Linked DNA regions of Mus musculus: regions 1 and 2 are each linked to region 3. A link is a loop called in an ENCODE intact Hi-C map of the cell type or tissue named here. Cell type or tissue: heart. All regions are shown on one strand.

Evidence for each region. Peaks named below come from ENCODE experiments on the same cell type or tissue, not always from the same donor. Only the 100,000 strongest peaks of a DNase experiment are listed, where the experiment ranks them.
Region 1: a loop joins it to region 3, with 2.5 times the contacts of the local background. A loop is called at or near these places in 7 of 42 quality-filtered maps.
Region 2: a loop joins it to region 3, with 6 times the contacts of the local background. A loop is called at or near these places in 37 of 42 quality-filtered maps.

The regions. Positions count from the first base shown.
Region 1 is chr6:88,905,394-88,907,893 of GRCm38, forward strand. It overlaps Tpra1 (transmembrane protein, adipocyte asscociated 1), which reads left to right. Exons shown (of 12, transcript NM_011906.2): 2 at 556-685. Among named protein-coding and RNA genes, the nearest start is that of Tpra1, 4.4 kb to the left of the region's middle. In heart, no CTCF peak of the experiment used is centred here; a DNase peak (open chromatin) is centred at 1,498; H3K4me3 peaks cover 508 bases; H3K27ac peaks cover 1,550 bases.
Region 2 is chr6:88,852,417-88,854,916 of GRCm38, forward strand. The region is part of intron 2 of Podxl2 (podocalyxin-like 2); the gene reads right to left. Among named protein-coding and RNA genes, the nearest start is that of Gm15612, 11 kb to the left of the region's middle. In heart, no CTCF peak of the experiment used is centred here; no DNase peak of the experiment used is centred here; H3K4me3 peaks cover 229 bases; H3K27ac peaks cover 586 bases; H3K27me3 peaks cover 323 bases.
Region 3 is chr6:88,548,220-88,550,719 of GRCm38, forward strand. All of the region lies in intron 5 of Kbtbd12 (kelch repeat and BTB (POZ) domain containing 12), which reads right to left. Among named protein-coding and RNA genes, the nearest start is that of Sec61a1, 31 kb to the left of the region's middle. In heart, a CTCF peak has its summit at 1,062 (motif pointing right); no DNase peak of the experiment used is centred here; H3K27me3 peaks cover 338 bases.

The DNA.
Region 1 (2,500 bases), 360 kb after region 3:
GAAAGTGTGCCCATTGGCTGCCTGGCCCTATCCCACCTTCTCCATCCTGCTGCTGTCTCTCCTTCCTGTCTCACCTAGACCTGTCCATTCTCTGCAGTGGCCTAAGGGACCCCACCCACAGTGGCTTGGGGTCTTTGGAAAGAGCCTTTTCAGTACCGAGAATGAAATCATGTTATAGGTGTGCCACCCCATCTGACCCAGTCTTACCAACTGTTTTCTCTTTCCAGCCGCCCTGGCCTAGTCTTTTTTGTCTTTGGCCAAGTCTGTTTCTACCTCAGAACTTTTGTATTTGCCATTCTCTCTGAGGAATGTTCTTTATCCAGAGTTTTCCAAGGCTGACTCCCCAGTCATGCGTCCTCTTGACAGAACACCAACCCAAATCAACCTTCCTATGTTCCCTGGAATTCAGCCTTAACTGGGACACAAGGCCATGGTAACTAGATAGAGGACTGCACTGTTTCGTTTGGCTGTGGAAGCAGCCTTGGGCATTCATGGAGAGACCTACTTCTATCTCATGGTCTAACATGGCTGCTCTTGTTCCTATCGGCACATCAGTATTCCGGCTGACAGGAAGGAAGAAGGGCACGACCTGAAGCTGGCGAGTTGCACTCTGTTGGTGTCCTTGTGGCCAGTCCCTCCTTCAGGGGAAGCTGGAGAAAGCAGACTGAAATCCCGGGTTCTGCTGGTAAGACGTGTGGGTCCTGGAGACTTGTCTGCGCTCTGTTCCCGTCATAGTGAACCACTCCACTGTCTTCTCAGCCCTTATCCCTAGCAGAACTTTGCTTTTTAAGTACAAAGGTTTGTGTTTCCCCACTCCCACCCCCATCCTTGGGAGGGAGCCGGCAAGAGGGTAGGCCTTGCTTGCCCTGTCCCACCCACACCTGAGCAGCCCAGTGAGTTGCTGGTTATACCAACCACATGGTCAGATCCGCTGGGCAAGCAGAGGGTGCGTGGGTGGAGGATGGTTGCTCCCTTCACCTTTGCCGATCGTCAGGACTGGGAAAAAGTGGAAATGCCCTACTAGGAACCAGGGACATACTTCCCTCCTTGCCCCTCCCCATCAGAAAGTTGGAGGTGTAACAAATCAGAGAAGGCTGAGGACAGGGTCTTGGCTGCCTGCTCAGAGGTTTCCTGTCCCTTTCAGCAGAGACAGCACTAGAGTGTAATGACCCTGCCAAATCCAGGATGTCCCCGAGTGCCCCCCAAGCCCTGCCTTTTCCTGCTACTGCTTAGAGTTAGTGGACCACAATGCTCCTTTTGAGTTACCGCTGACACTGAACAGGGGGCACCAAGCTCTTTGCCACTCCTGCCACAGACAGGTAGGTCCCTAAGCCACGACCTTTTCCTCTGAAAAGATTTAAGTGTTCCTGGCAGTATACAAGCTCGTGCACCCACGTCTGGAGAAAGGAGTGTCTGGGACGAAGTGTGCCACCGGGTCTACAGAGTCAATCCCGGCCTGGTTCTGTAGTGGTCACGTGTATGGCTCTGTTGAGTCTGGATCCACCCACATCCCATTTGGGAGGCCCATTCATTTTGCCGCAGTTCAGGCTCCTTCTTTCTACTGCCATCTTGTGGTCAACGGCTGACACTGCTTCACCCGTGCACTACCTTTGCCCAGCTGCTGGCTGTTTTGGATAGAGGCGATTACCTTCTGATCACTGATCAGAATACAGTTACCTATGAGTCCCGAGGCTCAGCTTGTCCTGCAGGAGGCCCCACTACCATCCCTACACAGTCCTCTCACCAAGGTTCCTCGTCTAGGGTTTTCTGGCCACCATTAGTCTTCTCCCTCCAAGACATTTCTGGGACCCCAGATCATGAGCTCTCTCATCCTCTAGGCTGAATGTCAGACTTTCCTCCCCAAATTGCCACAAAGACACTGGCCTCTGGGCTACTCTGGCCTCCAGCTTCTCTGGGGAGCCTGACCTTCTCAGATGACCTCTTTGGCCCTCTTTGTGCCTAGAGACCTCTGTGTGCTTCAGGTGTCCCCTCCACCTGCAGCTGCTTTTCCAGTGCAGCAGAGAGGGTTCTGGGCTCCTTTGAGGACCTCAGCGGGTGTGTGACCTCAGATCAGATGGTGGGTGGGGTTTGCAAGGTGGAATTGGGAGCATATCACTTAGCCTTCCCAATAGAGTCCTGCTGAGGCATTCTCCATCACCATGGCCTCACTTTTTAGTCTCAGTGCCATTTCAGAGGGGACACTGAAGCACCAGGAGGCCAAGTGGCAGAAGCAGGCTGGGGACCATGCTCTGAACTCCTTCATCTCTGGAAGAACAATTTGGATGGTGCCTATCATTGCTCTCTGGCACATGATGCTCAGTAACTGGAGGTGGCTTGTGTATCTGTCAGGGGCAAAGGCTTAAGGCAGAGCCTGAGAGGAGAGAGCAGGCCCTGTGTGGAGCTAAGAACCCCCTTCTCCCAGCCTCCCGCTCAGTGAGTCCTAGTACAGCCTGCACTCTGCGCTGCCATTTTGGTCTTCCCTGGTAGCCTTAGACGGAGG
Region 2 (2,500 bases), 300 kb after region 3:
AAAAGAACCATCAAGACTCACAAGACATTTGGGAAAAGCAGCCCCAAGAAAGAGTGATGAGCAAGCAGGCGGCTTGCCTGGAGGATGGCATTAAGCAACAAAACGACAAAGTCCTACTGGATTTCCAGAGACCCAAGTGGGAGCTACCCCTCAAAAACATGAACATGAAAGAATAAAACACTACAGTCAGGCATGGTGGATACGCCTGTAATGCCAGTACTCTGGAGTTGGAGGTCAGGGATCCAGAGCACAAGGCTATCTTCAGCTAGACATCAAGTTCAAGCTAGCCTGGGCCTTGAGAATAAACAAATAAATAGCTTTTTGAAAGCTTTTTGAGGCAGGATTGCCATTATTTTGAGGCCAGCCTAAGCTAAATAGCAAGCCCCTGTCCTTAAACAACAACAACAAAAAAGTAAGTTCAATATGAGCAAGAACTTACAATTGCTAGATCTACTGAAAACTGAAATGTAGCATACAGACCATAATTGAAGTGGGCGGGGGGAGGGGGGAGGAGGGGAGCAAGTCAATCCTGGGGAGTAGAATGCGGGGGTAACAGTGGCTAGGAAGCACAACATTAAATCCCTTCAGTCGCAAGAGCACTGCTGCTCAGGAAACTCGGGGGGGGGGGGGGGAGAGAAAAGGAAAGAGTCAGGCCCTTGAGAGGAGAGCTGAGTGTGAGCAGATGACAGACATCAGCACTGTGGCCATGGAGAGAGCTGGTGAGTCCAGAGGGAGGTTCCAAAGAGCCCTGGGGGTGGGGGTGGGGGCAGTCAGTGAGTCGCATGAGACCCTGGACAAGGCAGAATCTGGGTGCGGGGTGGAGGGAGCCCTCATCAGCAGAGTTCCACCAAGTGGGAAGTTCCCAAGAGTTCCCCACCCCACACCCCGGCAATGGGGTAGGTGGGGCCGCGTAGAGGGGAGAGGCCTGGTGTCTTGAAATCAAAATAGCTGTGACTACCCACAGGAGACTGACCCTCACAATACCCAGCCGATCCATTCACATTCCCTTGTGGGGGCATAGAGGCCTCATAAGACACCTGAGCCCCCTCCCCACTCTGATATGTATGTATGTATGTATGTATGTATGTATGTATGTGTATATATATATATATATATAGAGAGAGAGAGAGAGAGAGTGTGTGTGTGTGTGTGTGTGTGTGTGTAAGTAACTGCTGGGGGAGGGAGACTCTTGTTCCATGGTGTAGTCGGCCCTAAGTTTTCTATGTGCCTATAAGTTACCATATTAAACTCAACTGGACTTGGGTGGATTCAATTCTCTGATTTGTCAGCTCACATGGGAACAGGTCCACAAATGAACCAAAGATGAGTTGGGGGTGGGGGTGGGGACAGCAGCATTGTCTCTGCTGAAATATGAAAACTGAGGTTGCTCCCTGCGGTGGAATGTACCCACAAGGGATCCCGGGGTAATGTCTTCCTCTTTGTTGCATGGGGTAATAATACTGCACTTTGATGAATGAGGTCTGCCCCCAAAACAGACAATGGACTAGAGAATATATGGTAGTCCCTGGGAGTAGCATGAACAAGACAGAATCCTGGGCAGCCTGTGGTAATGGTGTGGCCTGTGCTGTGTTAAGACAGATAACTGAAACTAGCCATCTGCCCAGAAATGACTATCCTGCCTAAGGCAAGAACACAGCAGGAGAAGAACACATGGACTCTGCCCTCTGCACTAGCCTCAGATTTGACATTGAGGGGGTTGGGGGATATTGGCTGCTGTACTGTACATATGGGGAAACATAACAGAGAGAGAAAGAGAGAGACAGAGAGACTGACAGAGAAAGAGACAGAGAGACAGACAGAGACAGAGACGAACCTGTGGACTGAATCAGACAGTGAAGAGGAGAGGGAGAAGGGACAGCCCTCAGGTCCAACCTCTAATAGAGAGGAAAGGAAAATCTAAGAGTCAACATGCAGACAAACAGGCCTTGCTAATGGCTGGGTACAGGAAGCTTCAGGTGTCAGGGAGTATGCTGCCTCTGAAGTCGGGGAGGACTCTTAGGAAGTTAACAAGCACCTCACGGCCCAGCTTGTGAGGTGGTGGAAGGAGGGTCCATTGTGGGAAGGGGCATGGGATCAGTCTGAGTGCTGTGGAAGCAGAGAGACAGAGTAACACAACTACCCTTCCCTCCAGACAAGTGCTGCATGATTTGAAGCAATGGAGGGAGATCAGTCACTGGTAGACACCTGGTTATCACTGCTGAGCTCTCTATGATACTGGGCACTGGAACACAATAGGGAAGCACAGATGTCACCGAGGGAGTCAGTCACTAACAGGTGTTTGGTGGCATTCCAGGGCCAAACGGGACTGTGGTCATAGGAGAGCTAAGATGCCGATTCGGTAGTGTGCTGGCCAGTCTCTGTCAACTTGACACCAGTTGAGTCCATTGATTCGGGGAGAAGTAACATCAGACTGGCCTGTGGCCATGTCTGTGGGGCTTTCCCTTGATTGATGATTGAGGGGAGAAGGTCCAGCCCCACT
Region 3 (2,500 bases):
TGACACCCTCCTTTGGCTTCTGGGGACATCAGACACATATGTGGTCCATGTACATACAAGTAGACTCATAATACACATAAAATGAAAATCGAAACACCTTTAAATTATTTATTGTATCAAGTACCGACAGAATACGCGGCTGTTGTCAGGGTGGAAGGATGTTCTGATGCCATGGAGTTGTCTTGATTTCTGTGTGCACGGGCGGAAGCACAGTCTGAGTAGTGTGACCTTGATACAGCCATCGCCTTCCCTGGGCATGCAGTTGGACAGATACCGACACTTAGCCAGGATGTGGGTAGGGTTAGACCTGTCACAGATGCCACACTGTTCCTTAAGGATGACGGCAGGGGCCCACAATCCTGCAGTGGAGAGTTGCAGTGACTTCCAGAGGCAGGTAGAAGAAGAGAGCCGCAGCCACACTTGGCAGGGCTCTGTGCAGGGATGTAACAATGCCCCAGAGGCAGAGATGGGGCATAGCTCTCAGGGTCATGCAGTGGAAGTGGAACGGGCAGGCTTCCCTCCAAAGTCAGGCGTCTATCTTTACTGTCTAGGCTTTTTGTTTGGTTGATTTTTTTTAAAACAGTTTACTTTTATTTATCTATATGTGTGTGAGTGAGACACATGTGTGCGCATAGATAAGACCATCAGATTCCCAAAGATGAAGTTACAGGTGGGTGTGAGCTGTCTGCAGGGTGTTTGGAACTGAACTCAGGTCCTCTGCAAGGGCTGTGAGTGCTCTTAACTGCTGATACATCTATTCATTCTCCTAATATTCTCATGTTGATTTTTCCACATTCTTTAATTATGTAAGGATATTTTAAAATACCCGTCTTTTAGTCTTTTTATAAAAATCCTAACTTTGCTTTTCTAAAATGTTTTCATGTAAAATATATGAACTATAAACAAATTTTTACACAATTATCTTATGACTAAAATGTTAATTTTAAAATAATATTATTATTTTTAATTAAAGGAACCACAGGCTTTCTTAGAAAAAAAAAAGTTCTTTCAGTATAAAAAGGAAATCTTTTTTGACAGAACTTTAGCGTAATACTGGTTCTGGCCAGCAGGTGGCGATAAAAGCAAAAATTCAAAATGCAGGCTTGCCTGCTTTATTTAGTCATTTACTCATTTAATATTCTGCCACTGGTGTGGGAATTCTTAGAGTCCAGGGCCTCACATGCTAGGTGTTGAGCTACACTCCCACCATGAATACTTTTCAAAAAAATGGAACTATTTAATTTCCAAGCATTTGTCCAGTCTCTTGTTCTTCCACTTACTAGTCTGTACATCTGCTATAAATCCCTTTTTTTTGTTGTTGTTGGACAATGGGGTTCAGTGCACATCTGTCAATCCACAGCTGGTTTCTGGGGCAGACTGCCTTTTCTTAGAAGGGCATCCTGGTGGTCATGTGTTCCTCCACGCAGCCATGGTTGAGTATGCATTCAAGGGTACAGAGAACTGATTTGCAGCCTGAGCACTAAGGAACAGTACAGGAAGTGGGGTGGGTCTACCACATTCATTCTTTCTGAGATTTTAACCTGGAGGGGGTGAGTCGAGTCATGTGTGACTGAGAATTCTGACTCTCCAGATTGGCCCTTTTAAAAAGTCGCTGACCCCTGGTGTACATCAAGGCCCGAAGGTTCAAAACGGATTATGTACAATACAGGGAGAATGAAGCGCATAAACCGTCCGTAGGAATGCATGTAGGACAAGCTCTGTGGAGCCTCAGTTCCCCAGGGTGTGGGGTCCAGACAGGCAGGCATATTACCCCTTCTCACTCAAGAGATTGGGCTCCCACTAGAGATCCCCCACAGATGCAGACAGGACTTAGTTGACAACAGAAGACCTGAGACCACCAGGCAGAAGTCAGCAGAAGGAGAAGTGTGAGGAGCAAGGAGTGAGGGGCACAAGCTGTGAACTCTGGAAAGATGGGCTAGGCCTCTGGTGTGCGTGGAACATGGAGATCAGGAACTGTTCTAGTCTGTCCTGAGGCCTGGTGGGTTGTGCTTTTCATACCTGGATCCCTGTGCCTAGGCATTCTTCCAATCCAGTGCACAAAGACGCTTGAGGAAGTATGTGTGGCTTCTACTGAAAGAGCCTAAATAATGCAGAACTAGAGTAGACAGACATATTTGGTGATTCTTCCCTTTGGAGAGTGGGTGACTCGGGACAAAGCATCCTTGCTCTGTGCCTCTTTTTCATTCTCCGTAATGTTGGCCCCAGAGGATGGACTCAGGGGTCATATGAATGACTGCATGTTATCATAGGTGATCTCCAAGAGCAGTGCCTGGTACATGCCAAAGACCATGAACACATCGGCCCTCCACGTGCACATACACTGATTCTGCATCTGTGAACTCAATTAACCCTGGATGTAAACTATGCAAAGAAGGCTCTGCTCTGTGTGAGCACGCGTAGTGTTTACCGTGTGCTCATACATGAAGTGTGGAAGCAGTTCTTAGACTGTAGGTCATGACTCCACATGTGCCAATTGTGA